Linked DNA regions of Homo sapiens: region 1 is linked to region 2. A link is a loop called in an ENCODE intact Hi-C map of the cell type or tissue named here. Cell type or tissue: ascending aorta. All regions are shown on one strand. Links, peaks and the distances in the headings refer to the core of each region. The heading gives the core; the rest is flanking DNA. Region 1 overlaps CAMK1D (calcium/calmodulin dependent protein kinase ID). Region 2 has its middle 31 kb from the start of OPTN.

Region 1 (16,126 bases), core at 1,732-6,731, 350 kb before region 2:
CATCACCCGCGGCCTGGCTGTCGGGACTCTCTTACTAGAGCAAGGAGGGGAGCAAGGGAAAGCGTGAACTGGCAGCACCAGATCCTGTGAGCAATGCTTCTACCCAGATAAATCAGGGTATATGTATTCACAGAGGATACACTGTGATATTTTCTCATTTTAAATGTATTGGTCAGTGTTAAAAACAGAATGCCATTACTTGAGGAGTAGTCCAGTGATAATGTACATTTCAGTCTTTTATTACATTTGGTTTAAAGTATTATTCAGCAGACATAATATCTTTTTAAAAAGCAGTCTTTGTATTGGTTTTGTAAGTAATTTTAAAAATTACATTTTGATTTTCAACATTTACTCCAATTTTTTGGTACATGTTTATAGCCAAGTTATGCTTTCACAGTGAACTATAAGGGAAATAATGAGGAACTCTTAACTGCTTGTTCCTCTTGGTTGCCAGTAAAATCAGTATAATTAGGCTTTCATGAAAGCCACCGGATAGTCCTTATAAAAAAATAATCACCACCATTCCCAGTAATATATTCACTGCCAGGCAGCTTGGAGTAATGGAGACATTGGAAGAAAAATAGGCGAAGTTATTGTTAGCAGAACTGCCTCTTACTCAAGGCCACTATCTGAAGTTTGGAAGTGGTCTTTTCTCCTTCCTGATGAGAACAATACATGTACATTTTTCTCCACGAAAAAAAGATTTTGACCAGCCCAGGCAACATAGACCTCTTCTCTACAAAAGTAAAAAAAAAAAATAGCCAGGTTTACTGGTGCATGCCTGTGGTCTTAGCTACTCAGGAGGCTGAGGTGAGAGTATCACTTAAGGCCAGGAGTTCGAGACCAGCCTGGATAACATAGAGAGGCTTTGTCTCTACAAAAAATTGAAAAAAAAAAAAAAAAGCTGGATGTGGTGGTGCACACCTGTAGTCCCAGCTACTTGGGAGGCTGAAGTGGGAGGATTGCTTGAGCCCAGGAGTTTGAGGCTACAGTGAGCCACGATTGCATCACTGCACTCCAGCCTGGGCAACAGAGTGAGACCCTGTCAAAAAAAAAAAAAAAAGAAAAAAAAAAGATGCAAAGAAAGAAATTTCAGCATTGAAAGATATAGATACTATACTGAAATCATTAACTAGTGCAGTGTGTCATTATAGACCTGAAAGGGCATATTTCATACTAAATTATTTTTATTCACAATGCTTAGGAGTTGAAATTTTCTTTTTCTAAGTAGGAGCTTCTCTTCTACCATTCTTTTCTGACCCCTTACAAAGTAAGGGCAGGATCCAAAGCTCGTCAAACCCGTGTGTCATTTCAGCAAGCCGTTGACTCATGTTTTTTGGATCGATTTCTAGTTTTGTAATGATTGGGTTGTCTCATGTTAAAACATGCAGTCTTGAAATAGGGTTCGAAAGACAACTTTTAATGATTCACAGACACTATTTGGTTTCTTTTAAGCAGGTAGAAAAAATACCAGAATTACCACTCACCTTGAATTTTGGCTTGATTTGTCTAAATTGCAATATTTGATTTTTATACAGCATAAGAAAGTTTCTCGTCAACTCTGGTGTATCTTACGCCATTTGCTTCAGTGACGGTACCCACAAGGTGGGAATCTTATGGCTAAAAGGATTTTAATTAGTAGACACTCAAGCCACCAGATGGCTCCCTTAGGTTTAAAAATCTCCACCTGGGGGAAATAAATGGACTTTTCCCGAGTAAATTTAGAATAATGCCCTAAACTTGTAATGTGAGCAGGTCTTCAGAGTTTCGAGCTGAAGTTACAGGTTTAGAGTTGTCCGTTGGAGGTTTTTGTTTCTTCGTTTAATGATTTAAAAACAGGTTATGATACAAGATCTTCAAAATGGTTTTACCACATGCATCATGACTTAGAATCTTCGTTGGCTCTTTTGGTTTTTTTCATTCAAAGTTGAAATGCCTCACCTCTTCTTTCTTTTTCTCTCTACTAACCATTTTCTACTGAGCACACCGTACCTTATCAGTCTCATAACTGGGCCACCTAACTCTCCCTAAGACAGCACTAGGAGTTGACACCCAGAGAATCTGTAAGTCATGTACTGCTCATCTAACGAACAGTCCCTGCTAGCCTTGCCTGCTTCTTTTGCATAGACCCCACTCTTGGGCACTTCCACATCTGCTAAGTCCACTGAAACCCAGTGGGGTAGATTCATCTCATCAAAAAGAAATAGAGACAAGGTACGACAATTACACGATTTTTGACCGAAGGTTCTCATGGGAAGTTCCCCATTAAAATTGTTATAGAGGCCGGGCACAGTGCTCACATCTGTAATCCCAGCACTTTGGGAGGCTGAGGCGGGTGGATCACCTGAGGTCAGGAGTTCGAGACCAGCCTGGCCAACATGATGAAACCCCGTCTCTACTAAAAAGACAAAAAGTAACCAGGCGTGATGGTGCATGCCTGTAATCCCAGCTACTTGGGAGGCTGAGGCAGGAGGATCACTTGAACCTAAGAGGTGGAGGTTGCAGTGAGCCGAGATCACACCAACTGCACTCCAGCCTGGGCAACAGAGTGAGACTGTGCCTCAGGAAAAAAAAAAAGAAAAGAAAAAAGAAAACTGTAAAAAGAATTTCCCTCATTTCATGAATGCACCACCCTAGGTCTCTTGTATCAAGAGAAATCTGGGAGGAAACACTTTCCTGGCGCCTGTGGGCAGGGGTGAGGCAGGAAGGAGTGAGTAGGCTGGATTGAGCAATCTTCAACAGAATCCTGTTTCACTTTTTAGGGTTAGAGCCACTTTGCACTAACCTTTCCACTGACAGAACCACTCACTAGGAAACTGAAGGAACTCAGGAAGAACCCAGTGCCAGCACTGAACCACTGCGTCCCTGCCACTCTTACTCCTCCTCCTTCAGGGAGCACTTTTTACCTGGCAAGGCTGTTTCACAGTTATCCCAGGATGAAACCTATGGATAACACTCTTTTAGCAGGTGTAGAGACTAGAAAATAATTGCTCATCGCATCCCAGCCTTTAGATTCCAGTCCTCTGGGAAGTGTGGTTGAGAAGGGGACAGTTGCGAGCAATCCAGCTCGAGTTTTAGCACACAGAAGAATTACCTGAGGGTATCACTAAAGCAAAGGTTGCTGGGCCCTGCCTTCTGAGATGCTGATTCAGTGGGTCTGGGTAGGAAAGGAGGCATGAATTTGCATCTAGAACAAGCTCCCATGTGATACCAAGGACTGGTCCAAGGACAACCCTTTGAGTAGCAAGACCTTTAAGAACATGCTTCTAATACCCAGCTGTTGTCACCTGGAAGGAGGGATGCCTTTGGAGGTGAACAACAGAGCCACTCAAACGCTTTTCCATCTGAACCACAGAGGACTGGATGTCACTCAGGACTCATGACTTGAATTAGGGTATAAAAGAACCCAGCCTGGTCCGTCTGCAGAATTCCTAGCGAAGAGTCACTCTTGGGGTATCAGTGAGAGAAGAGGCTGGGCATCAGAGCATCATGGAGACAATGTGCCTCTTGGTCTTAGGCCTTCATTTACAGATGATTTTAGACAGTCCCATTAAAGACACAGTTCCCTTGAACTTCACAGACATGCTGAGTGATGACAAACCTTGGCAGGTCTGTGACCAGTTTCTTCCAACAAGTTACTTCTAGGCATTCCTACTAATCTTTCAACCCACTCATTGCTTAAGGGTAATAAGATCTAGAGATGACGTGGTAGATAAGACTGTTGACACATTCTCTAATCTTAGCTAAGCAAACAGAGACTCATTGTCCCAAGCCAGTGGCTGGCACAGTGCCCTGAATGTCTTAACAGAGTTTGACAGGGAAATAGGAGCCCTTCAACCCTTTTTTGAGATTGAAACTACAAGAGTGAGAAGATTATTTTTCCCTCTCGAATGGCCCCGAAGAATCAATAAGGATTCAAGGGTTTTCCTCTCCACGGTAAGGAGATTGTTCTTGGCAAGTTATGCTGAGAAGCCTGTTGTGTGCCTTGTCCTCCCTCAGTCATTTCAGCCTTAGAATTGAATTAACTGCAGGCCCAAGGACATAAATGAACCACGTGAGTCATTTTTCAAAAGTGAACGACAGGGCACCTGTCTTCTGGAATTGGTGAATCCATTCAGCGGAGACTCTTGACAAGGCTTTGTGTGAGATGATATAAATAGGCCCTGACCTGCAGGGCTTTTGTTGTCTTTGGGTGAGATAGAGACATTTGTACACAAATAATCACAAACTGGCTAAACTGTGCCACGTGATTAGCAAACATGCGCATGCCCAATCAGCGAGATCTTCACGGTCAAGGGGCTAATGTCTAGAGAAGCTTGGACGTACAGAATAGCGTGGCCGTTAGTCTTATATCCTGTCGTGGTTCCCCACACATTTCAATTACTCGATAAGTAATTCGAGACCAGTCACAGGCTTTTTTCTCACTTAATGGACAGCCTTGATGAGGGCTAGCAATTTCTTCACTTCTTGTTCCAAATATAACCAACTTATAAAAACACCTTCTGGAACTCCATACAGGGAAGAATAGGATTTAATCACAGGAAATGTATCGGCGGGCTGTGCATTACTCAATTTAGCACTGTTGGGAGCAGATCAAAATCTGGGATCCATGGTATTAGATGGCTCCAAGCTTCAAAATTTTGTGTTCTTTCACTGGCTACCATCCACCATCCATCCATCCATCCATCCATCCATCCATCTATCCATCCATCCAAAAAATATTTACTGAGCAGCTACTAGGTGCCAGGGCCTTTGTAGGCATCAGGAATATAGTAGTGAACAAAATAGACAAGGACCCTGTGCTCACAGAGCTTATTACCTAGCAGAGGGTAACCCGTAGTAACAGGTACACACATGCATGAACTAGGTGCCTCCAGATAGTAGTCATTAGGCCACATGGCTCGATGGGAAATGACTAGGGGGAGATTAGGGTTGTGTGGACCAGTGCCTCCTTTGATAGACAAGCACTGGTTACGGACATGGCCCTAGACTCCAGGTGTCAGAATTACCACTGTAGACCTAATGTCTATAACAGAGGTTTTAGACAGTAGGAGTTTTTAACAGTAGGAGTTACTGAAACCCCTCGCTGCCTTCTAAGTGCAGCAGGCTCTATAACAAGAGGGGGCTCTGTTTCCCTAAGTGAGGTAGCTTTCTGAGGTCCCTTTTATAAGGGCGTTAATCCCATTCACAATGGCTCCACCCTCATGACCTAATCACCTCCACAGGCCCCCCATTCCTAACACCATCACCTTGGGTGTTAGGATTTCAGTATATGCATTTTGGGAGACAGTCCATGGTAGACTTTAAGATAACTCCAGGCTGGGCGCGGTGGCTCACGCCTGTAATCCCAGCACTTTGGGAGGCTGAGGCGGGCGGATCACGAAGTCTGGAGATCGAGACCATCCCGGGGATAACACAGTGAAACCCCATCTCTACTAAAAATACAAAACAATTAGCCGGGCTTGGTGGTGGGTGCCTGTAGTCCCAGCTACTAGGGAGGCTGAGGCAGGAGAATGGTGTGAACCCAGGAGGCAGAGCTTGCAATGAGCCAAGATTGTGCCACTGCACCTCCAGCCTGGGCAACAAAGTGAGACTCCGCCTCAAAAAAAAAAAAAAAAAAAAAAAAAAAAAGATAACTCCAAAGAATTTGAAAAGTAGTGTAAGTTACAAAGTTATCCCCTAGAAGTTATAGAAATTTGCCCTTCAGCATCCTCATCTGTAAGTGGAGAAAATGATACTTCATAGAGAAGTTATGAGGAATTCTTAGCCAAACACTGGGCACACAATAGCCATTTGGCAAATGTTGGTTTCTTCCCCTCCGGCCTACCAAAGGATCTGGACGAGGTCAGTTCAAAGGTCCTTACCATTTAAACTTGAAGCTATAAGATTAAAATCCCTGTCCTAACAGAGTTTCTAGCATTAAGGCGGAAACAGAAATGTAAGGCATGGCCCTGATCACTAAAAAGGATGTGATCTATTGGGAACTACTTGGAACAAGAGTGAGAAGTAGAAGAGAGTAAAGAGTCAGGAAATGTGATTTAATAAGTATGTGACAGAATATTGAAAGTGTTCATTAGTATATCTCTAACGGAGGTATAATCGGTGCTCTCGGGGCAGGTGGAAAATGGTGTGGGCTGGAATTTGAGTGTAGATGGGAAAAGGCAGAAAGGAAGGTGTTCCGGAGTCCACATGGGAGGAAGAACTATGTGAACACCACATGGGGAAAAGAAGAAATGGACGTGAAGAGGCTAAAGTCCCAGGGTGTCAGGCAGTGGGCTTGTGTATTGCAGGCCCACACGTCTTAAAGCAATCTCATTGAGTCACACTTAATTAATTGAGAATTTATCATTATTTGGAAGGAGGCAGGCTGCAGTTTGGGAGAATTGAGATTTATTAGGTGTTTGAACGGTCTGAACGGGAGAATTGTAGAATTTTTGCTTTAAAAGGAAAAGATGTCTGACCTCTTCCATGTAACAGATGAGGCATCTGCAGCTCACAAGGTTAGAAAGCTTCCCTGACCTCACACAGATGGTAAATGACAGAACCCAAACTAATTAAATCCTGCATTTCCCTGAATCGTTTTTGGGGCATCTCATCTCAGAAAAGGAGGGGAAGGTTATCTACTTAAGGAAGGTTATCTACTGAAAATACCGCAGTAGTATTGATTACATTAAGGCATACAGGAATTGCAATATGGTACAGATGAACATGCATCTTTTGCTAATGTGTAAGCTCATCACTAATCAGCCTACTTATGAATGAAAGCAAGACCTCCAAGAGGCAGAATAGTTACTATGTAAATTGAAAGGCATTTTTTTCTATTAAAATACATCATAAATAATTATGTTTATATCCTTGCAGTAGTTTAAAACTCTATTAGCAGGTTTTGTTGTTGTTGTTGTTTTGACATTCTTTTTTTATATTTTTTATTATACTTTAAGTTCTAGGGTACATGTGCACAATGTGCAGGTTTGTTACATATGTATACATGTGCCATGTTGGTGTGCTGCACCCATTAACTCGTCATTTACATTAGGTTTATCTCCTAATGCTATCCCTCCCCACTCCCCCTACCCCACAACAGGCCCCGGTGTGTGATGTTCCCCTTCCTGTGTCCAGATGTTCTCATTGTTCAATTCCCACCTATGAGTGAGAACATGCGGTGGTGTTTTGACATTCTGTCGCACAGGCTGGAGTGCAGTGGCGTGATCCCAGCTCACTGCAACCTCTACCTCCCAGGTTCAAGCAATTCTCGTGCCTCGGCCTCCCGAGGAGTTGGGATTACAGACGCCGGCCACCATGCCGGGCCAAATTTTTATATTTGTAATAGAGATGAGGTTTCACCATGTTGGCCAGGTTGATCTCAAACTTTGACCTCAAGTGATCCACCCACCACAGCCTCCCAAAGTGCTGGGCCTCCATTAGCAGGTTTTTAAATGTGTTTCTATCTTTTTGTCTTGGGCTGCCTTCTGTTTTAACAAAGTGAGGAAAATGGCATTCGTGTGCATGGAGAAGGGACTCTGGGGGCCAGGGTTTGTGTTCTGGGGCTTTCCGAGTCCTTGAGTGGGTTCTGGAGTCACTTAGGATAGGAGTCACTTCACTTACAGGAGTTTTGCTTGTGCAGAGGTCTCATCTGCTTTGGATTTACTACACCCATCACTCTGCATCTTCTGGTATAAAAAATGGAATGTGATTGCTGGACAAAAGCAAAACCTTGTAAATCCACTTTAAAGAAAGCAAGTGAATACATCCCAGTTGTCCTAGACACTGAGAAGTCCTCACATTTAAATGGCTGTTTGGGAAAATATTAATACTTTGAGGAGCTTGACACCGGGCAACCGCTGTCTGAGCTTCATAGGAAGGAGATGCTTCTGTGTGAATGAAATAAAGCCCAGCTCAGGGCAGCCTGAGTTCTGTGGGCCTTCACTTGGGTCTAGCCAGGTGACAGAATGTGATCCGTCTGAGTTGGAGGCTGCAGTGAGCTACGGTCACACTGCTGCACTCCAGCCTGGGTGACAGAGCCAGACCCCATCTCTTAAAAAACCAAAAAAAAAAAAGTGATCTCTCCGTGTCTCAGCGTCTGCCACCTGAGATGTTTGATGTAACTGTGAAAAGAAAAAAGGCACGTTTCTTTCAACCACATCTCTTTCAACAATCTAAACTTCACAAATGATAACCAGGCACATCCGTCTAGTGTTTTGCAGCAGAAGCAAGGGTCCCACTGTGTTTCTCCTTAGCCGTGTGGACTGGGGGCAGCTGGAGAACCCTCAGATCCGCAGTCCTCTGTGGACTCAGCTTGCAGATCCCTGCCTGGTACCTGCCCACATTGCCACAGGAGCCAGTAAGAAAATAACAGCAGGGGCTCTTTGTCAGCCATGGAAATCGGCACCCTTGGAATGCATGAATCTTAGGTTGGTGAAAAAGTAATCATGCTTTTTGCCATTACTTTTAATGGTAAAAATGAAAAGTAATGGCAAAAACCGCCATTACTTTTGCACCAGCCTAATATATTCTTACGTGTGAAAGTATTTGTAGCTTCTTTCCATTAAACTCAAAAGTAGGGGGTTTTCTTCCTCAACACTAAAGGACATCAAAGTAGTAATTTTCAAGAGAGAGTAAAGTGCATTGTCAGCTCAAATATATGAATCCAAACATGATTTCTAAAAAGATGATTTAGCCAGAAGAGTTAGTAATCTGACAAAGTTTAACAGCTTTCTTAAAAAGTCATAAGTACCCACTGGCAATGTCAATTACTACTTTATTTTCTCAACAGTCTTCTCTCATTTCGGCATCTTGCAGGAAAGAGCAACATCATGAGGCGTGTCTACACCTGCTTCTGTGGGAGAAGGAATGCACGGGATTCCAAAACTGGTCATGTTCGTCTAGCCAGCTACACACTACTGAATAATATGGTTTTCTTTGCTGTTTTTGAGCTGGAGTCTCACTCTGTTGCCCAGGCTGGAGTGCAGTGGCATGATCTCGGCTCACAGCAACCTCCACCTCCCAGGCTCAAGCAATTCTCTTGCCTCAGCCTCCCAAGTAGCTGGCATTACAGGCGCCCACCATCACACCCAGCTAATTTTTGTATTTTTAGTATAGACGGGGCTTCCTCATGTTGGCCAGGCTGGTTTCAAACTCCTGATCTCAGGTGATCTGCCCACCTCGGCCTCCCAAAGTATTGGCATTACAGGCATGAGCCACGTCACCCGGCCTGGTTTTCTAGTATATAGACTATTTCTCTTTTTACTTAACCTATAAAATAGAATTGATGACTTGGTAATGTTACAAAGGGAATACTGGGCCGGGTGCAGTGGCTCATGCCTGTAATCCCATTACTTTGGGAGGCCTAGGCGGGTGGATCACAAGGTCAGGAGATCAAGACTGTCTTAACCAACATGGTGAAACCCTGTTTCTACTAAAATATAAAAAATTAGCTGGGCATAGTGGCACGCACCTGTAGTCCCAGCTACTTGGGAGGCTGAGGCAAGAGAATCACTTGAACCTGGGAGGCAGAGGTTGCAGTGAGCCCAGATTGCACCACTGGACTCCAGTCCAGACAGAGCAAGACTCTGTCTCAAAAAATAAAATAAATAAGTAAAAAAATTAAAAAAAGAAGGGAATACTGTAGTTAAGCGGAAAGCTGACTTACACATTGTCAACTTTAATTAGACCTAGTGCCGCAGGAGAATTAAAAGAGACATGTCTCAGAAAATAATTCTACAGAAGCCACGACCAGGACATGCCATCGTTGTTATTAGTAATTATTTTTATACCTGCTGTATATAGTGCAAGGCTGTGCTCAACGCTTTATAGAATTCATTAAATTCTCACACTAGTTCCATGATGATTGAAGAAACTGAGACTTGGAGACATGGTGACTTGCCTCAGTGACGGAGCTTGGATTTGCTCAAACGTCTTCCAGGTTCTTGAGCCCACAACCTTACCTACTATGACTGTGGTTTTCAAACATGGGACAGAGTTTTGAGTTCTCACTTTTGCTTCAACGGGATAGCTCATTTAAAAAATGCTTTGCACGTGTTCGTGCATCCAGGTGAGAATTCATTTGAACCCAGCCCCCTCAGGCCCCTGTGCTCCCAGCTGCCCAGGGCCATGGTGAGGAGCGGCTGTATTCAGTCAGGCCTACGGCACGCCATGCCCGTGGCCCCACACCCAGGCTCCCCTTCCGCGTTATCCTCAGCCTGCGCAGCCCAGGGCCTGTGTAGCATGCATGGCACATGTGCTGACGGAGGCTTGTGGCTCATGGGGCCCAAATAGCCAGGAGCTGGGGCTTTACGGTTTTGTAAAAACTCATCATCTGAGCAAGGGAAGCAAAACTGAGCCTCGTTTTGATGATGCTAGGCTACAACTTACAGGCTTCTGAAGACTTTTTAAAACAATCCCTTTCAAGTCCAGAAGTGTTAAGAAGGTTATGACTCAGAGACATCAAAGCAGAATGGATTTGTGGATCTGAGGTTAAATAATCATTTAGGGCAAAGCAGGCATCACTGGTCTGTGCTTATGTAACGATATTTCTCACTAGCTTCCTTCAAGAAGCATTTTTACTGATAGCATGTGACTGCCTAAGGAATTTGTGTTTTGACAACGTTTGCACTGTGATTGAGAATAGTGTGCACTGGGCCACGATGTTTTATGGAACAAGCACCATTGTTGGGATGATAAAACATTCAGAGGCATAAGTTACACACAACAGACAACAGTGTCTTCTGGGCACAATCTTTCATATCATGGAGGTTCCTGGAAACACACCACAGCCTGAAACACAACTGCCAGCATCAACGCAGTGAGGTTTTTTTATTTGATTACGTACAAGGGCAGAATCTGGCGTATCACAATATATCATAGGATGCACCTAAGAGCCAGGAAATGTTTCACATGTGTCAGGCTTCTAAATTAATCACAGCCTTTTTTTTTTTTTTGAGACTGAGTCTCGCTCTGTCACCTAGGCTGGAGTACAGGGGCGCGCGATCTCAGTTTGCTGCAACCTCTGCCTCCTGGGTTCAGGCGATTCTTCTGCCTCAGCATCCTGAGTAGCTGGGAGTACAGGCATGTGCCACTATGCCCAGCTGATTTTTGTATTTTTAGTAGAGACGGGATTTCACCATGCTGGCCGGGCTGGTCTCGGACTCCTGACCTCCAATGATCCGCCCGCCTCGGCCTCCTAAAGTGTGGGGATTACAGGCGTGAGTCACAGCTCCCGGCCTTGATTACAGCCGTTTATCCTGACAAATGTGTCAAAGGCTTCCCTGTGAGTAAAACAGAGATGGTGCCTCCATAGCACTGAGTTGCAATTCCAGATTTGTCATGTGTGTTAGAGGGCTTCTGGAGTCACTGCATTGCCCTTCTTAGTAAATGTAGCAGCTTTGCATTTTTGTTCGATTAAAGATATAAGAAGATGCTGCATGTTTTTCTAGCTACCCTCTTGGTGCTAACATCTTGCAGGGACAGCCCAGTTTGCATTGTGAGCCTTCTTGGCTGCGTGGACAGATTCTTGGGCAGCGCTAGTTACATCGGTACAAACATTCGAATTGTGTTATAATGTTAGTCCATTAGCAGAGCCCTTAGCTGGGAGTAATTGGCCACTACAGGGCCAAAGTAACCCGTTATTGTGCACTGGCATCGAGAGCAGTGTTTTAAGTGGTCTGACGGGATCTGTGTTTAGAAACTGCAGGTTGTGAGTTACTGTGTGTGAGGTGATCCAGTATTGCACTGTTGGTGTGATAATAAGGCTGAGCCCGAGACTTGGCTTCCACATTTATCATAAGGGGATAATGGCTTTGCGCTGTGGACAGCTGCGTTAGGATGAGGCAGATCGGTTTCTCTGGCTGCCCTTTCAATTCCACTCACCACCCTCACCCCGTAGTTTTCATGCCACAGAGATGCATGCCTTGGCCGCTGAAGTCAGTGTCTGCCTGGAGACTGCTGCTGGTGTCTGGCTTTGGGAGTGCGTGTGTGTGTGTGTATGTGTGCGCACGCACACGTGCCTCTGCCGTTGCTCCCTCTTCAGGCTTGTGTCTGCCTACAGAAAAGTCTAAAAGACATTCAAGTACTGAATATGATCATTTGCAGATCACTTCTGAAATGAACGATAACTACTACTAACTCTGTAACAAGAGGGAACAAGTTAAAAAAGATGATACTGCAATGCATGAAAAAACTGAAAAGTCAGTGAAATAGTTCTTCCTTACTAAAGTTATTAATATTTGGCGTCATGCTGTCCTTTGTGCCTTCATGTCATCGTGGTTGGGCACCATAGAATTCCAAGAATAAAGGAGCTTTGGAGCATGGGACAGGGCAGTCCTGTGCGTGTTTTTCGTTCAGCAAATCTGGCTGAATATGTGCTGAGTGCCCGTGGCTGTTCTAGGTTACAAAATTCAATAAGATCTCCACCTCCATGGAGCAGGGAGAGGTAGTACCAATAAACATAATAAATAAGCAAATTCTGTAGCATGTTAGAAGATGCCGAGTACCTATAGAACAGATTAAAGTGGGACCGAGCACAGTGGCTCATGCCTGTAATCGCAGCACTTTGGGAGGCCAAGGTGGGAGGACTGCTTGAGGTCGGGGGTTCAAGACCAGCCTGGGTAACATAGCAAGACCTCGTCTCTACAGAATTTTTTTTTAAATTAGCCAGGTATGGTGGTGTGCACTTGTAGTCCCAGCTACGTGGAAGGGTGAGGCGGGAGGGTCACTTGAGCCCGGGCTGCAGTGAGCTATGATGTTGCCACTGCACTCCAGCCTGGGTGACAGAATGAGACCCTGTCTCAAAAAATAATAATTTGTTTTTAAAAAGGATTAAGTGGTGTAGAGAGATTAAATATTCGAGGAGGAGGGACGGTTAAACTTCAGGGAGCAGGTGACAGCTAAGCAGCCTAAAGGAGCCACATGGGTAGAGGTTGCAGATATTTTCAGGAAGAGCATTGCAGGCAGGGGGAATGGTAAGTGAGGACACCCGAAGTGCGAGGGTGCCTGGTGTGGCCAAGGCCCAGCGGAAGGCTGGTGCAGCTAATGCTGGTGAGGTCGGGGACAAAAGACAGAAATAGGGGTTGAGATGTAACAGGAGGCCTCGTCCCATAGAGCGTTTTAGGCTCCCCAGGACTCCTGGACTTTGGGCTGACTCTGAGGAGGATGCAGAGCCGCTGGGAGATTTGGACAGAGGCGAATTGTGATCCCACTTGCGTTTGAACAGAACCACTCTGGCTGCTGTGCTATGTTGAGAATGGACAGTAGGGGGCAGTGGTGAAAGCAGGGAGAGTGTTGGGAGGCTGCGGCAGTGACCCAGTGACCGAGGGACCTAGTTAGGATGTGTTTTAGGCCAGGATGGTTGCCAGGGAGATAGGGAGATGGGGTAGGATTCTGGATGTATCTTCAGGACCATTAGCATTCCCTGGTAGGTTGAAGATGGGCCAGTAAGGGAAACAGAGGGGTCAAAGGTGATGCCAAGATTTTTGCCCAAAGCACCTGAAAGATGGAGTTGCCCATGACTAAGATGGGGAAGCACGGGGTCAGCACCGATTTGGGGGGAAGATCAGGATTTCATTCTTGGATGTGCTGAGTTTGAAACATCTGAGTCATATCCAAGTGAAGAGTTTGAATAGGCCGTTGGATATATTTAGGATAAAAGCCTGGGCTATAGATACACATTGGGGGTGGAGGGGACCATTGGTGTATTGATTTGAACCTTCATCCACGAGCCAGGATGAGAGCACCAAGGTAGTGAGAGTAGACAGAGGGAAGGGCTACAGACTGAGCTCTGGGGCTGACCAACATTAAGAGCTGGGGAGAAGAGGAAGAACCCAGAAGGGAGACTGAGAAGGGGTGGCTGGTGGAATAGGCAGAAAATCAATAGCGGTACCTTGGAAGGTAAGTCGAGAAGGTGGTTTAGGGAGGAAGGAGTGGTCTCCAGGGTCCAGCCCCACTGGTAGCTCAAGTAGGATGAGGACTGAGAACTGACTGCTTTGTTCAGCAACATAGAATCATGATACTGGTGATTCTGACAAAAACGCTGTTTGTGAAGTGCTAGGGCCAGAAGCTTGATTGGAGCTGAATGTTCTAGAAAGTCTCCTGGGGAGAGGATTTAAATGTGAGAATGAAAGAGTATGTTTGAGACACTTTGCTGCAAAGGAGAAGAGAGAAATAGGGCAGTCGCTGGCAGGGGAAATGAGATCAAGATAAGGTTTTGGTTTTGGTTTGGTTTGGTTTGGTTTGGTTCGTTTTAATGAGAAAAAGTACAGTGTATTTGTGTTCCAATTAAAGTGAACCAGCAGAGAGAAGGGAAGGCAGTGCTATCAAAGAAAGTGGAGAGAATTGCTCAAATCAGGTCCTTGAGCAGTGGAGCGGGAATGAGATCTAGTGTACGTGCAAGATTGGCTGTAGAAGGATCGTGCGTCCTCTATGAAGGGAGAGAATGTGGAGTAACTTGGTGCAGATGCTTCTGGTGGTGAAAGTCTGTGGGAATTCTCTTCTGATTGTTTCTATTTTCTCAGTGAAAGTGGAAGCCAAGTCATCTGCTGAGAATCTTGGGAAATAGAGATTGGAGAAGAGGAGAAGTTGTGAAATAGTTGTTGGAGAAAAGTCATGAAAGTGAGCGGACTAGAGAAATAAAAGTATCAGGGGTCAGCATGATCGGGAGTTTAAAGCAAGTCTGTACATGTTTCCACCTCATGTTCAGCTGCACTGGTGCAGGCACAGAGGAGGTAAGAGTTGGGTCTAACCAGAGCCATGGCTTTGCCAAGTAAATAAGACAGAAAGAAGAGGGACGGTGTATGGCAAGGAGCAGCAGTGATCAGCTGTGGAATCTAAGGGAGCAAGAGGGAGCAAGAGAGAGCATCGAGTTGGCAGGTAATAGTGAAAAGATGACAGATGGAAAGATGGATTGGAGGTCTCAATGGGACTGGAGGATTATCGGAATCTGGGTGTTAGAAGGAGTGGGCTGGAAAGATTGAAGGTGGAGATCAGAGAGGAGGCTGCTTGATGGTGAGATTTAGGATGGGGTTGCAGTTCCTGATAATGACGAGGTCTAGGGCATGACCACAAACCCGAATGGACGATGGGGTAGGGAGGAGGACTGAATTGGACTCCATTCAAATACCTTAGAGATGCTGGGCACGGTGGCTCACGCATGTAATCCCAGCACTTTGGGAGGCTGAGACGGGTGGGTCACGAGGCCAGGAGTTTGAGAACAGCCTGACCAGCATGGTGAAACCCCGTCTTACTAAAAATACAAAAAGTAACTGGGTGTGGTGGCGCGTGCCTGTAATCCCAACTACTCAGGAGGCTGAGGCAGGAGAATTGCTTGAACCTGGGAGGCGGAGGTTGCAGTGAGCCCAGGTTGCGCCATTGCACTCCAGCCTGGGCAACAGAGAAAGACTCTGTCTAAAACAAAATAAATAAATAACAAATACCTGAGAGGCTCAGATATGGGCAGGGTCATCTCCATGCATGTTGAGGTTTGTAGGTATCAAGATAGGAATATGTTAGACAGTATGACAGTGAGTGAGGAGCTGAAATCATTGAAAAATAAGGGACATGATCTGTGTATTATTAGTCCATTTTCACGCTGCTGATAAAGACATATCCAAGACTGGGAGGAAAAAGAGGTTTAATTGGACTTACAGTTCCACATGGCTGGGGAGGCCTCAGAATCGTGGCGGGAGGCGAAAGGCACTTCTTACGTGGTGGCCGCAAGAGAAAATGAGGAGGAGGCAAAAGTGGAAACCCCTGGTAAACCCATCAGATCTCGTGAGATTTATTCACCATCAGGAGAATAGCACAGGAAAGATGGGCCCCCATTATTCAATTACCCCCGCCCCCCCCGCCCCCTGTCCCTCCCACAACACATGGGAATTCTGGGAAATACAATTCAAGTTGAGATTTGGGTGGGGACACAGCCAAACCCTATCAATCTGGTTCACAGCAACAATGAGGGGCAATGGTACTAGCATCCGATAGGATCACCTAGAGCCCATGATTACAGTGCAGGCGATGGAGCCAACAGGGCCCTCATTTGAGATCTTCCCTCCACCACTTACATCTGACAAGCCACTAACCTCCCTCCTTCTCAGTTTCCTCATCTGTTGAATGGAGACAATAGCACATGCCTCAAAGA
Region 2 (15,799 bases), core at 10,800-15,799:
TGGGAGCATCCCCTCTGGTCTTGTGTGGACGAAAACAGTCAAACTCTGTAGAATATCTGAAGATATTTATTCTGAGCCAAATATGAATGACCATGGCCCGTGACACAGCCTTCAGGAGGTGCTGAGAACATATGCCCAGGATGGTCAGGGTGCAGCTCGGTTTTATACATTCTAGGGAGGCATGAGACATCAATCAAATACATTTGAGAAATACACTGGTTTGGTGGAGAAAGGTGGGACAATTCAAAAGGAATGGGGATGGGGGCTTTCAGGCTACAGATAAACTTAAACATTTTCTGGCTGCCAATTGGTTGAGTTTGTCTAAAGACCTGGGATCAATAGAAAGGAAATATTCAGGTTCAGATAAAAGATTGTGGAGACTGAGGTTCTTTTGAAGTCTCATAGTGGCTGCCCTTAGAGACAACAGATGACAACTGTTTCCTATTCAGACCTTTAGAAGGTGCTGGACTCTCAGTTAATCTCCTCAGGATTGGGAGGGCCTGGAAGAAAAAGATCTAGCTATGTTAACAGAGATTCTTTAGAGATGTAAATTTCCCCCCCACCACCCAGAAAGGACAGTTTTACAGGGCCATTTCAAAATACGCAAAGAACCATGTTTTGGGGTAAAATATTTTGATTTTCTTCTTTGCCACATAATGTTATGCCAGATTCAGAAAGGAAAGTAAGTAGCAATATGTAGGGTTAAATAAAACCCATCTGACGAGAATTTATGGCTTGTAGGGCATGACTCCCCAGACCCCTTAGATAAGAATTGGTGCAAGATAAGAAAAAAATCAGAGCTTAGTCCTCAGTCTGAATATAAGGAATAATTGTGCTTCTCCTGAACAATTGGCCTGCTTTTATCTTGTGACTGACTAACCGAGTTTCCCTTTTGCAATGGTTGCTAGAAAGCTTAGAGTCAACCATGTGGTCCACCCATTGTATGTACATAAGATGCCATGGGATGCTTTTTTTGTACTGGATTCTTCTCCAGTCCTCCTTAATGTTCCTACTTCTACTATTCTCATATTTTAAACCTGTGCCACACTATTTTATATATGCATTCTTACAAACAGTCTTAAATGTTTTCTGTTATAAGGGATGATATTGAAACCCCCTTTGGAAAATTATGACAGACAGTGAAAGCTTATCTAAAGAGATAAGCAAGACTCTGTCTTGTTCTAACCTCCAAGCTATCCTTGTTCGTTCCTGGGGGTAGGCTGAACTAACTTTGGGAGAAACTTAGTTTATGGTTTAAGTAAAGATGGTAACAGCCCTTTCCCAAGCAGACCTCCTTTTTGCTTGGGGACTAGATTGCCTTCGTAGGACTAACATTAGCCACAAGATTAGAAATTACGGTTTAGGAGTCATGCAGCTGGAGGCTACAAGATTCTGACCCTCCCTAAACTGCTCCTAAGATCAGTGCATGAGATATTTTGCATGCCCTGCACTTGATGGATCATCTGACACTACCCAGATCAATAAACTTGCTCATCTGCTCTTATGGCCCCCACCCAGTAACTGACTCAGTGCAAGAAGACAGCTGACTCACGGCCATTTCATCTCTGACCAATCAGCACCCTTGGCTCACTGGCTTACCGATTTCATCTCTGACCAATCAGCACTCCTGGCTCACTGGCTTACCAATTTCATCTCTGACCAATCAGCACTCCTGGCTCACTGGCTTACCCCCACCCACCAAGTTATTTTTAAAAACTTTGCTCCCCGAATGTTCGGGGAGACTGATTTGAGTAATAACAAAACCCTGGTCTCCCACACAGCCGGCTCTGTGTGAATTACTCTTTCTCTATTGCAGTTCCCCTGTCTTGATTTATCAGCTCTGTCTAGGCAGTGGGCAAGTTGAACCCCTTGGGTGGTTACAATATAAATAATTGTTCTAGGCATGGTGTCCTGCTAATTTTCCATCCTCTATTTGATTTTTATGTATGTATCAATACATCTCCAGTCTTCCTATACACTCCATGAAACTGAAACTGTCATGCCCTTGGGTACCTTCCTTAACATCAGAGCTCATGACAACAGCTAACACAACCTTCTCTAGGGGCAGATAGGAATGCTTTATGTGTGTAGATGTTTATGGATTCATTGAATCACAACAATCTTTTTATGTCTACTTCACAGATAAGAAAACTAAGGCACATCAAGGTTCAGTACCTTCAAAGCCACGTAAATAGTAAGGAATGGATCTAAGATTAAAAACCCAGTCGCCTAGCGCCAGAGTCTGTTCCACCAGATGTACCACCTCTCTACAAACTCATGGAAACTCTGGGATACAAATGCTTCAGTATTTTGGCTTGCATGCTTTGTAAGATATTAACAAGAAGGGCTGGGAAGCCTTCCTTGTTAATATAATATCTTGCAAGTTCTGGGATGAGGTAGAATTGTATGTTCTAGCTCTCTGCGATCCTGCTTTTTATCCCGAGGAAGATTTTAGAATGGCTGGAAAACTCATAACTTACACTCATTCTTAGTGTGAGTCGTTTTTTTTTGTTGTTGTTGATGTTGTTGTTTTTTGAGACATTGTCTCGCTCTGTCGTCACGCTGGAGTGCAATGGTGCCATCTCGGCTCACTGCAACCTCCGCCTCCCTGATTCAAGTGATTCTCCTGCCTCAGCCTCCCAAGTAGCTGGGACTACAGGTGCACACCACCATGCCCAGATAATTTTTGTATTTTTAGTAGACAGGGTTTCACCATGTTGGCCAGGTTGGTCTCGATCTCCTGACCTCGTGATCCACCTGCCTCAGCCTCCGAAAGTGCAGGGATTACAGGCGTGAGCCACTGTGCCCGGCCAGCATGGGTTTTAAAAGTCAATCACAACTGTCCTCTCAGTTCATCCTCAAACACCTCTCTGAGTCAGGGGCTATTAAACCTGTTTTACAGATTAAGACATGAAATGTAACAGTAGCTGGACAGCTAGAAATTGGTCTTCACGAAATAAATTACATAAAATTTCTTTCATGTGTGAACCCTGAAAATCTGAGCCAGGTCTCAGTTAATTTAGAAAGTTTGTTTTGCCAAGCTTGAGGACATGTGCCTGTGACACAGCCTCAGGAGATCCTCACGACATGTGCCCAAGGTGGTCAGGGCACAGCTTACTTTTATACATTCTAGGGAGCCATGAGATAGCAATCAATACATGTAAGATGTACACTGGTCCTGGCTAACATGATGAAACCCCATCTCTACTAAAAAAATATAAAAAATTAGCCGGGTATGGTGGTGGGTGCCTGTAGTCCTAGCTACTGGGGAGGCTGAGGCAGGAGAATGGCGTGAACCTGGAAGGCGGAGCTTGCAGTGAGCCAAGATCAGGGGCCACTGCACTCCAGCCTGGGCGACAGAATGAGACTCTGTCTAATAAATAAATAAATAAAAGACATACACTGGTTCTGTCCTGAAAGGCAGGACAACTGAAGTAAGGAGAAGGCTTCTAGGTCACAGGTAGATGAGAGACAAATGGTTACATCCTTTTGAGTTTCTGATCAGCTTTTCCCAAGGGAGGCAATCAGATATGCATTTATCTCGGTGAGCAGAGGGATGACTTTGAATAGAGTGGGAGGCAGGTTGTCCCTAAGCAATTCTCAGCTTGACTTTCCTCTTTAGCTTAGTGATTTTGCAGCCCCAAGATTTCCGAGATTTATTTATTTTTCACACATGTAATAGGATTGGCAAAATATAGCTAAAAATAGTATGTCTAAGTAGAAGTCTTAATGAATACAGATCTCTTTGTTAAATAAGAAGTAATTTTTAATTAGATTAACCTGCCTCTCTTGGTTTCAAACAGTCCTAATCTTCCTAGAGTGCTAATTGTTTATATCCTACAAGGATCTTATGTTTAGTGTTTTTAACTTTTTGGAAGTAGCTGGATGAAATAGATATGGACCTAGGAGAAAAGCAATACCATATAAACACGTCACATCAAAACATCCTACTATTGATCAACTTATTAGCATAAAAATGGTCCAATGGGCATCAGAATATTGAAAAAACAAGGAGATGATGTTGCTGATTCAGGAACTTCTCACTTCTTATTCTTTATTTCTCCTTGGAAGGTAGTTAATGAGATTATAGTTTTAATCCTGGGCATGCTTGGCCACTCTATCTTTAGTATAGGCTTATGGATATTAAGAACGTTCTTGCTTAATAATTACGATATGAAGCTAATGCTGTTTCCTTCTCTTCGATATCCTGCTCATTCCTCAACAGTCAGGGCCCAGGCAATGTCCTACCCCCTCCACAGAATAGCTCCTCCATTCCTGCCCACTTGAACCCACGTTGACACAACTTCCTTCTAAATCCCTGCAACATTCTCTTTGGCATGTATGGACACATTCAATACTTACCAGTTGATGCTGTCAATCATACATCAATGTCATATATATATATCAGTCATTAGATATAAGTTCCATCCAGACAGGAACCGAGTCTCTTTACATTACCAAGTCCACATCACCATGTACAATGATAGGGCACTATAAATGTTTGTTGAATTAATAAGTTCAGGAAAGAATGAGTGAACGAATGAGTGGGAAGTGAGTTGGAAGACCTCTGCAACTGACCAACTCTGCCCTTGCTTAGGGTAATGTTTCTCTAAAAGAGGTCTTTGAATCTTCTGCATCAGAATCATCTGAAATGATTGAGATGCAAAATCCTGGGCTCCATCCCCAGTTCCTTTCATTAGAATATCTGGAGTTGAGCCTAGGAATTTGCAGCTTAACAAGCACCCTAGGTGATTTTTTTTTTTTAGACAGGGTCTCATTCCCATCACCCAAACTGGAGTACAATGGTACGATCTTGGCCCACTGCACCCTTGCCCTCCCGGGCTCAGGTGATTCTCCCACCTCAGCCTCTGAGTAGCTGGGACCACAGGTATGCACCACCACGCTCAGCTAATCAGGTGATTCTTTAGCCCACAAATTTGAGAGCCACTGGTTTACCAGGGTATGTTTTAGCAGATATTTTTTGACTGCTTCATTGGAATAATCTGAATTACACACCACACCTCTCCACAGATTTTATAATTAAGCTCAAACTTGTAACAGTTTGTAATATTCTTTTGTAAGAAATCAATTTTCCTGGAAGAAAGAGATGTTTAGTTTTGGGCACCAGTGTTGTGAGATCACTGGAATTAAGGCAAACAGCAAAACCCATAGTATTTGTATACCATGATGAGACAGCCAAATGCCTAGGCAGATAAAACAGTGTCCCCAGAGAACCTCCGACCCACCCCACAAGTGTTGACATCAGATGCTTTTGTGCAGATGAGGGAACCTGCCCAGGGCCTCGTCTGAGCCTGCCCACACGTGCACTGGGGGAACGGGGTGGAGCCACAGGCAGCGGGAGGAGCCTGGCTCTTCAGTTCTTGTGTGGTGACCTGGGATTCAATCTGTGAGGTGGGGGACTTGTTAGCAGGAAGCCACCTCACTTTGCTGAGTTTTTTTGTTTTTTTCCCTTTTCGCCCAATAAAACCCTCCTCTGCCCACCCTTCAATGTGTCTACATATAATTCTCCTGGTCTTCTGACAAGCTAGAGCCCAGTTTTAGCTGAACTAAGGAGCAAAATTCTGCAACATTTTGGCTCCTAGGTGTGGGGCTTGAGGAGGGGTGGGTAAGATGTGAACCAAAAAATCTTTTTCCCCTTTCGCTTCCAAGCCTTTTTGTCCTTGGGCTTCTTCTGAGGGTAGAGGAAACTGCACACCCCCTCACCCCAATGGCTGCAGGCACCTGCGAGATAGACTGGCGAATGGTGGGTTCCCCGCTCCCCTCCCAGCCAGGGTTGGGGTGCATGGCCCATGGCCCAAGGGTGCCCAATGGTGGACAGCAATTAAGTTTCTCTCCCTGTCGGAGGAACCCATTTGTATAAGAGTAAGAGGTATTTTCCCCAGGCATCTTTCCAACCCTGCATTTTAAACTATTTTTTCCTTTTCTCTACCCTGTCAGCATTTAACTTTTAAGTGAGAGGTTTTTTTTTTCCTTTTTGAAGACATTTTACTAGGCCAGGAATAAGGATCACTGTTTATATTCTCTGTAAAGTTTTAATTATGAAAAAGGATTTGTGAGGTTGGTCTTAAGCTGTAGCCAGTCTTGTGGGCTTTGCATGACTTTCTGTATGGTGAGTAGCAAACCTTGCTGCGGGCCTCCATCTTGTTTTAGGGAGCATGACCTGTAACCACGTGGCAACGTTTTGTCTTAGCCTCCACCATTTTACAATGGCGGCCGGGTTCAATCCTGGCTTAGGGAATAAGTCCTTTCTGGTTTGATATCTGCATGATCTGTTGCTGATTCTCTTCCCCTCCACGAACCACCTTTTATCTTCCTTTCTCTGAGCACCTGGGACATCACCTTTAGCAAAGTTTGAAAGCCAGAAATATTGGCCACTTGGCACGGCTAGTTGGGTAATAAGGCAGTTAAAAGGTTTTTCTCAAAGAGCACTCAGCTTAATTAAAAGTGGATATCCAAGTTATAAGTATATTTAAAAGGTCTTTACGTTTTTTGTTTGTTTGTTTGTTTTCTTGGATCTCTTTGCTGGAAAAGGGCTTTTTCTCAGTAGACTGAATTATTTTTCTCCATTTTGCCTTGTCACTCTTAATGTATGCATGAGAGGCCCTAAGATAACTCCTGGGGGCATGGGACTCCTTGGGAAAAACAGACAAGGTGCCACTAACCCCGTTTTGGGAAGAAACCTGTTTTTCTCATGGAACCCCGGGAATTAAATGCAGATATATCCCTCTCAAAATCTGTTTTTGCCTCCCAGTCATGCCTATTTTATTAGGCCTTAAAAGCTGCATGTTTTTCTGGCCCTGTCTCTTAAAAGGCAACACCCGGAAGCCAATAATCCAATTAGGAGATTGGCAGACGAAAAATTTCACAGCTACTGCATTTTCTTCTGCTTGTGTAGTTAAATATGTGTCGTGTATGTGATGTCTATAAAAAAGAGCTCTACTTCATTGACTTAAAAGAGGATAAGCACTTGAATCAAATATTTTTTAAAAGGGAAGATAAAAGCTGTGGTACCTTTCAGTTCACATGACTTTAATCCTCGAGGAATAAAAGCAGCCTTAAAGATTATTGGTAAAATGTAGATGTCATCAAAATGTAAATAGGTGATCTAAATTATGCAGGTCAGATATTAGGTTTGCTAAATGTTTTAAGGTTATAAACTGCCTTTTTTGGTTTTTGTGAACAGTTTGACTTGCCTGCTTCACAACTGGTGAGGCCTACAGACATATGGAATAAACCACACCCTTAATTATGCTGGAAGGAGTCAAACCTTGGCTGCGACTTGTACATAATTATAACAACTTACTAGGTTCTACATAAAAGTTAAAAATTGCTGGGAGTTACCATTATAACATGTAACTGAAACTACTGGAAATAGATTTACATGTGAGGTGTATAAGAACAGTAAGATGTGTTTTTAGCAAAAGATGATAAGAAGGCGTAGAAATGTAAATTCTTTCCTAGGCTTGAAGGATTGTTTTGAATTAGATAAGGTAAAGCTGAAGGTTTAATCAAATGATGAAAGGAGTATAAAAATTAATCTTGGCCGGGTGTGGTGGCTCATGCCTGTAATCCCAGCACTTTGGGAGGCCAAGGCAGGCGGATCACCTGAGGTCGGGAGTTCGAGACCAGCCTGACCAACATGGAGAAACTCCATCTCCACTAAAAATACAAAATTAGCTGGGCGTGGTGGCACATGCCTGTAATCCCAGCTACTCGGGAGGCTGAGGCAGGAGAAGCACTTGAACCCGGGAGGCAGAGGTTGCGGTGAGCCGAGATTGTGCCATTGCACTCCAGCCTGGGCAACAAAGACTGAAACTCTGCCTCAAAAAAATAATAATAATAATCTTGCAAAAGAAATTCCATGTGTGAACATATTAACTACATTCAAATGGTTATTATATGGTCTTCTATAAATTCAGCATTGAAATAAAAGCACAACAAGGTACTCTTAAGGCATTAATCTGCTCTTTAGCAAAATTTGTAAAAGGTTATAAAAGGTTTTTTGCTTTTTTAAAATTTCTGAGTCATTATTTTGGCAAAATAAATAATTTATGGCAATCTGGAATTGTATTTCATAACATCAGGTGTTTTAAATTTCTAACACATAACAGACTTCCCAAAATCAAACTTCAGTTTCAAAATTGTCTTTCCTGATGCCTGGCTTTTTGGATGCTACAGAGGGCCCCTGGAGTATCCAAAAGAGAGGTGAACAGGATTATTTGACATGTTTAAGTACATTGGATTGCCAAAATGATGTTTAATCTTCAGGTTAGATTTTAGAGAATTATATTAATATATGTTCCAAAATTGTATGGGATGTCTAAAATTCTAATGTCTGAGTATACGCTATCAATCATAATTAAGGTTATTAAGTTATTGTAAACCACGAAGATAACCAAATTTATTTGTCAATCATGTTTCTGACTATAACTACCCTGGACATTTTGTTATTTACAGATAATTGTCTTATTTTGATCCTCTTCAACAGATGGTTTATAACCAGCTATAGAACTTTGACAGGTGCTCTGAAATGCAGGTTTCTGATAACTTTGGAGATTGTGACATTATTCCAAAGGAAAAACATACAGGACTCATGAAAAGATGAAATGTTTATGAATATCAAGCAAAACAAGAGTTAACTGAACGGTCTAAACTAATACAAAACTGAGGTAATCTTTTGACTTTTGCTTGAAATATTGCTGATCCTTGTTTTGTTTTTCAGAGTCAAGCAAACTTATTTTGAGCTATTTACAGCCTTTAATCATTGAGTAAGGTATACTCCTGTGAACAAAATTTGGAGTATATTTGTCTCTGTCTCTCTGCCTGGCTTCTCCAGAATTTGGAAACTAGTTGTGAGTATTCTTAATTTATGGCCATATAGTTGTTTGCATCAGTGCAATAAGAATCCATTTTCTTTTGCAACAGCACACAATTGGAGAAACTGGTTGCAACAAGACACAATTGGAGAACCTGGTTGCTTTACTGAGGCTTTGACTGGAAAGGTATGCTTCCCTTTAAGGAGTCAAGCTTGACTTGCAGAGTCAATAAAGCCCCATGGGAGAAACTGGCCTCATATCTTCGTACACAGTCCCCATACAGGGTTCCTAACCTGCGGTAGGTAAAGAATGTCACTTTCCAACAGACCCAGGGACCATATCTCTTGAAACCTCAAGAAGAGAGGAGTTTGCCCAACTCATCGGTATTTGAGGATACAAACCCATGACTAGGCTCAGCTTTAAAAGGTCTTATTTGAGATTCTCTGTGGAACAAAGTTCCATGAAAGCCGATCTAAAAGGCCTATGTGGAAATAATTATTCTTGCTGCACTTTATGCAAATAATCGGGCCAAGTATAAGACTAAAGTCTATTTTGCAAACAACCCAGTCCTATCATGATTTGTTTTTAACAAAAATGAAGACTAGAGAAAGAGAAATAATGTTTCAAAACTTATCATTAGGTTCTAGATTCATTCATTGTTTTTAACTTTTTGCCTACATTTTAGACGAACCCTGCTTGTTCCTGTGAACCAAACAGCAATCTCTGGCTGCAGCTCAGAAAAAAACAAAAGGGATGGGTGACGTAAAAATCTGGATCAGTATTCTCCTTCTGAGCAGTTATCCTGCAAATCCTTCCAGGTGATGAAAATAAATAGGATGCCCACCACCCAGAGGTTTCCTTTTTGGGAAAGTAAGACAAAGGGAGCTAACCAAAGCCAAGCCCCATGCGTCCAAATCTTAGCAAGCATAACTATAGCCACCAGTGATCTAGGGGTGTCACAAGACATCCTTTTCTCTCCCTGGTTGGAGGAGGACTCAATTCCACCGCTTCATCTCAGCATTCAGCTTATAATAAGGAGTCCACGCAACCCCCCCTCAAGACGTATTTTTGTCCCAAATTCAATTCCAAACTTCAGCTCAAAGCCCTAGGAAAGAAAACTGGATCTGAGGAATCCAGAGACAGATGATAATGGCAGTTAAAAGACACAGCACAGGTGAGCATGACTAATTCCTGCTGCTTAAGCCAAGCTTCCCATTACACGGATAAAGGTCATGCTAGTATCCACGGCATAAATGAGGTCTAGGGAATTCACAGGCTACTGACAGCAGGGGAGACAGGGCGTATGTGGGTAAGAGCGGATATTCCCATCCCTTAGGCCCTCCTTTTAACATGGGTGAAAGCCACTTTGACACCCATAGGTGGCACCCTGTTGTGGCTGCCAGGACTTGGGGATACAAGGACAGAGGAAAGAAAGAGGAACGCCTCACTTTCCGTCCCTCACGTACTCTGGGTGTTTGCTAGTAAGAGAAAGGAACCAGGGATGCCTGCTCCCTTCTTTCTGGATGGGTAGCCATTCATCTTCAGTCTGTATCTCTTTTGAATGCCTCCTGAACCCCTGGGACTCCTCTAAAAAACACCTTCTTTTTCCTTTTTTTTTCCTCTGTCCTCTCTTCAGTGATATATAATGGTGTCTCTGTACTATGAGACGCTCCCTTCAGATGCATTCTCCAAACTGGGAAGAGTTAATTTCCTAAACCTTAGGCTGGTTGGTTTAGTACTGGGCTCAGGAGAAGGGAACCCAGAAGTCCAAATGCTGGCAAAAGGGTAGTTTCATTTTTTATTTTTTTAACCAGTTGGGCTTTTGGCCTCCCCTCCCACTTTGCAAACCAGTAAAAGGCCTTGGGATTTTTTGAGCTGTCCTTACCGTAACCTCCTTGTTTCGTTTTGATATATGTTTCCTAATAACCCAGTTGTCTATTCTCGCCTTCAGGCTATCAAACTCCAAATGATCATGCAACCAGAGCCTCGGACGATGGCCTTTTCTGCTGGGGATACTTAGATAAGCCTCTGAGGGAGATCTGACTGCTGTTTTCCCCAAAACAGTGCCCCCTGTTAGCAGAAAGCAGTTAATTTTGGTCATCATCCTTATCCTTACCTTATTCTAACCGCCGTTGGATGTACTTCTTTAGAGGGGGGAATAAGACAGCCAAATGCCTAGGCAGATATAAAGGTGTCCCCAGAGAATCTCCGACCCACCCCACAAGTGTTTACATCAGATGCTTCTGTACAGATGAGGGAACATGCCCAGGGCTTCATCTGAGCCTGCTCACATGTGCACTGGGAGAATGGGGTGGAGCCACAGGCAGGGGGAGGAGCCTGCTCTTCAGTTCCTGTGTGGTGGCCTGGGATTCAACCTGTGAGGTGGGAGGCCTGTTAATAGGACTCCATCTCACTTTGCTGAGTTTTTTCTTTTTTTTTCCCCCTTTTGCCCAATAAAATGCTGCTCTGCACACCCTTCAATGTGTCCACATGTCTAAAGTCTCCTGGTCATGTGACATGAACCCAGTTTTAGCTGAACTAAGGAGCAAAATTCTGCAACAATGATGCCTTAAAGACATTTCTGCCTGCACAATCATTTCTTTTCTTTTCTTTTCTTTCTTTTTTTTTTTTTTTTTGAGACAGAGTCTCACTCTGTCACCCAGGCTAGAGTGCAGTGGCATGATCTCGGCTCACTGCAACCTCCACCTCCTGGGTTCAAGCGATTCTCCTGCCTCAGCCTCCCAAGCAGCTGGGATTACAGGCATGTGCCACCACGCCTGGCTAATTTTTATATTTTTAGTAGAGACGAGTTTCACCATGTTGGTCAGGCTGGTCTTGAACTCCTGACCTCTAATGATCCACCTGCCTTGACCTCCCAAAGTGCTGGGATTACAGGCATGAGCCACTATCCCTGGCCACACAATCATTTCACTTAGGAGTTTTATAACTTGCAATAGTTCCTAAGAAAAATACCATTTTACCGGGGCAAACTATGGTAGATTCTTAGTCTTCTCTTTGGTGGTGGCCTCTGTGATCTCTTTGGAATAGCTCAAGAATGCTGTCTTTTGGTCTTCCTTCTTGGAATGTCTCAGGACAGGTGACATAGGACACTGAGCTGGAAGATGCACAGACACAGGGAACTGTTTTCTAAACTCAGGTGTCATTACTGCTCTGAAAGCAGCTTCTAAATGGAGAAAACAAATCCAACTGGAGCAGGAGTAACCACATCCCCTTCCATCTTTCACCGTATTAGATGAAGACTTTTTTTTTTGAGACAGGATCTCACTCTGTCACCCAGGCTGGCTCACTGCAACCTCCCCCTCCTAGGCTCAAGCAATCCTCCCACCTCAGCCTCCTGAGTAGCTAGGAGGCTACAGCTACAACTACAAGCACCTGCCACCACGTTCGGCTAATTTTTTGTAGAGACAGGGTTTCTCAATGTTGCCTAGGCTGGTCTCCAACTCGTGAGCTCAAGCAGTCCTCCCATGCCAGCTTCCCTAGGTGCTGGGATTACAGGCATGAGCCACGGTGGCCTGCCCAAGACATTTTTTTTAAATGAGAGATTTTAAAAGCTTAGCAATGAGAGAATAAACCCAACAGGTCTACCATTCCAACTCACCTTTGCTTTTTTCTTTTCTTCCCTTCCACAGTAGGAAGTATCCTCTCTCAGTACCTAAAGCTTTGATGTCACCTCCTCTAACAGGTACACCATGCAGTGTAGATCATTCCAAGTCTTTGTAAGCACTAAGTTACAGTCTCTTGAAGAATTCCATTGAACTGGTTCCAGAGTTGGTGTCTCTTTTCTAATCCTCCATTTATATGATAATCACTTGAAATTCAAGTCACCTGTTACTAGGATTGCAAGAAACAGAGGAATCAAATATATATATATATATATATATATATTTTTTTTTTTTTTTTTTTTTGAGACAGAGTTTCACCCCTGTTGCCCAGGCTGGAGTGCAATGGCGTGATCTCAGCTCACTGCAACCTCTGCCTCCCAGGTTCAAGCAATTCTCCTGCCTCAGCCTCCCGAGTAGCTGGGATTACAGGCATGCACCACCATATCCCGGCTAATTTTTTTTTTTTTTTTTTTTTTTTTTTTTTTTTTTTTTGTAGTAGAGACGGGGTTTTTCCATATTGGTCAGGCTGGTCTCGAACTCCCGACTTCAGGTGATCCGCCCACCTCGACCTCCCAAAGTGCTGGGATTACAGGCGTGAGCCACCACAACCGGCGGAATCAAATCTTTTCTTCTGGAGTTCTTTTAATGCTTTTAATCCAAGGTCCCAGCTCTCATGCTCACTTGAACTAACTCTCCCTCCCCCTCCCCCTCTCCCACTCCCTCAGCTTTTATAGATTTTTCTACAATACTTTCTCCTTACCCTTGTTAAAGCATTTGTTATCACTTCCATCCTTTACTGTTTAATCTTTCTCATAAGCACAAATACGCGTGCACACACATACACACACTCACATGAGTTCCCCGTGCCGGCTGCAAGTCTGGGTGCTGTTTTACTCAGCTATCTACGTTAGACCTGTGTTCCTGTTATTCCACAATATTACCACATTCCAGGAGGAGAAACCATTTTATTGTCTATTTCTTATTTTGATCCACATATCACATTAAAATGGAGCAAAAGAAAGGGTCTCAAACAGACAATATGAGTGCCTTCTTTAAGATGCTGGCCCTATAGAAATAGATTTCATGTTTTCCAAAGAGGACCCGGTACATCCCAGCCGCGGCCAGTCACTTGGCGCCATCTGCTGGACATGGACAAACAATCGTAGGCGGGGAACATCAGAACTGACGCATAGGTGCCCACTGCAAACCTGGCTCCCTGATGAACGAATGGTTTCCCACTGAAACGAGGCTTTACATCCCTTTATAACAAATCATCTCTCCAACTTCTTATCAATATCTCAGAAGCTAGGGAGTCTTTTCCACTATGGTTTTCCTATTTCCTCTGCTGGTGCATAAAGTGCCTTTGCTTTGTTTAACAAGCAATAAACAACTTTTTGTTTTGCGTATCACTGTATCCCCAGCATCCTGCATAGTGACTGGCACATGTAGGAGCTCCAAAATCAGTGGGTATTTTTGTTTCTTTGGCTTTTAAACGAAATAATAAGTGATTGATATCTGAGTCGGGGAAGATGACACACAGATATTCCTATTTTCATCAGACACGTTTGTTTTTTTGTTTTTTTTTTCTAGACGTCCCAGCCTGGGTAGGTGGGTAATGGTTTAGAAGCTCCTAAGGATGAACCTCTTCCCACCGCTAAAGTATTGAATCTGCTAAAAATAAGGGAAGAAACACTAATAAATAAATAAATAAACCAGGAAAAAACCCTTGTGGGGAGGGGAGACAAGAAGGAATAAAGACTTTGCATTATAGATTCTCCATGAAACCTGGCCTAGAATTGGATGAGCCTTCAATGCTCAATATACTTTTCAAAAATTGATGATTAACCAATTTGCTCAGTGCAATGGTTAATTTTATGTATCGATGTGGGTAGGCGCACGGGCATGGTGGCTCCACACCTGTAATCCCAGCACTTTCAGTGGCCAAGGTGAGCGGATCACTTGAGGTCAGGAGTTTGAGACCAGCCTGGCCAACATGGCTAAACTCTGTCTCTACTAAAAAAATAAAATAAAATAAAATAAAAATAGCCAGGCATCATGGCATGTGCCTGTAATCCCAGATATCCAAAGGCTGAGGCAGGAGAATTGCTTGAACCTGGGAGGCAGAGGTTGCAATGAGCCAAGATTGTGCCAGTGCACTCCAGCCTGGGTGACAGAGCAAGACCCTATCTTAAAACAAGCAAACAAAAAAACCTAAAATAATAGGGAAGCAGGTATCAGGGAAATAGGGAAGCAAAGGAGGCAGGTCTCGATGGCTAACTCAGTATGGGCAGAAGAGTCAAAGCTGCCTCCAAATTTCTAACTTAGCAAATGGGCAAATGTTGATGGCTGGAATTAAAACGAAAAATAGAGAGGATAAAGCAATTCAGCCAACAGTAATACATTTAGGATTGTTGTCAGAGGCATTCAAACCAGAGCAACTCCATCTTGGGTGAGGACTAGGAAAAATGAGGCTGGGACTTGCTGGGCTGCCCTCCCCGAAAGTTAGATATTCCTAGCCTCTAGATGTTTGTGGCTAAGGAAACAGATTGATAACCTTTACTAAACAGACCCAGACGTAGGAGTGTCCTGTGTAGAAAGCAAAAAGTTTCTTCCTCAAAGTTTCCCTTGTTAAAGAATAAATCATAAGTGTTAGAAGTAATAGTTCCTTTTAAAGACTAACTTCCTTCAAGCCTCCTTGCTTTGTGCTAATAACTCTTTGTTAAGCCCTATCCTATGTAGTTATTAAACATGCTCACAGGCACATAGTACATTCTATGTCCTTGTACTTTAACCAAGATATCTGTGCTGGACATGCTCACAGACATGTCCCAGCTCGCAGCCTATGCCCCTTCCTTATTTGGGAATGTTATTACTTTTCTAAGTCCTTTAGTAAGCAACTTCCTCCTTTCCCTTGTTCTCCATTGCTTTCACCTATTTAGAGAAGTTTTAAATTGTCAGCCAATCGGGTTCAGTTTATATTGTGAGGTCTGGCTCCAGCCAATGGAGACAGGACAGAGTAGCAGGGACAAGCTGCATAAGGGACAAAAATTGCTTCCCATTCCCTTTGAAAACTGGCACAAGAGAGGGATGCCCTCTCTCACCACTCCTATTACACATAGTGTTGGAAGTTCTGGCCAGGGCAATCAGGCAGGAGAAAGAAATAAAGGGTATTCAATTAGGAAAAGAGGAAGTCAAATTGTCCCTATTTGCACATGACATCATTGTATATTTAGAAAACCCCATCGTCTCAGCCCAAAATCTCCTTAAGCTGATAAGCAACTTCAGCAAAATCTCAGGATACAAAATCAAGTGCAAAAATCACAAGCATTCCTAAACACC

Evidence for each region. A loop is a pair of places that touch in the nucleus more often than their neighbours do. Peaks named below come from ENCODE experiments on the same cell type or tissue, not always from the same donor. Only the 100,000 strongest peaks of a DNase experiment are listed, where the experiment ranks them.
Region 1: it touches region 2 in a loop (4-fold over the local background); 53 of 110 quality-filtered maps call a loop at or near these places.

Annotation. Positions count from the first base shown.
Region 1 is chr10:12,716,845-12,732,970 of GRCh38, forward strand. All of the region lies in intron 3 of CAMK1D (calcium/calmodulin dependent protein kinase ID), which reads left to right. It overlaps MIR548Q (microRNA 548q), which reads right to left and starts at 8,509; the gene lies at 8,410-8,509. RefSeq lists a silencer at 14,258-14,307. In ascending aorta, for the core only: no CTCF peak of the experiment used is centred there; DNase peaks (open chromatin) are centred at 2,697 and 3,777; H3K4me3 peaks cover 579 bases; H3K27ac peaks cover 3,054 bases.
Region 2 is chr10:13,061,412-13,077,210 of GRCh38, forward strand. It overlaps a transcript of CCDC3 not described here. Among named protein-coding and RNA genes, the nearest start is that of OPTN, 31 kb to the right of the region's middle. RefSeq lists enhancers at 4,801-5,315, 5,316-5,829. In ascending aorta, for the core only: a CTCF peak has its summit at 13,607 (motif pointing left); a DNase peak (open chromatin) is centred at 13,610.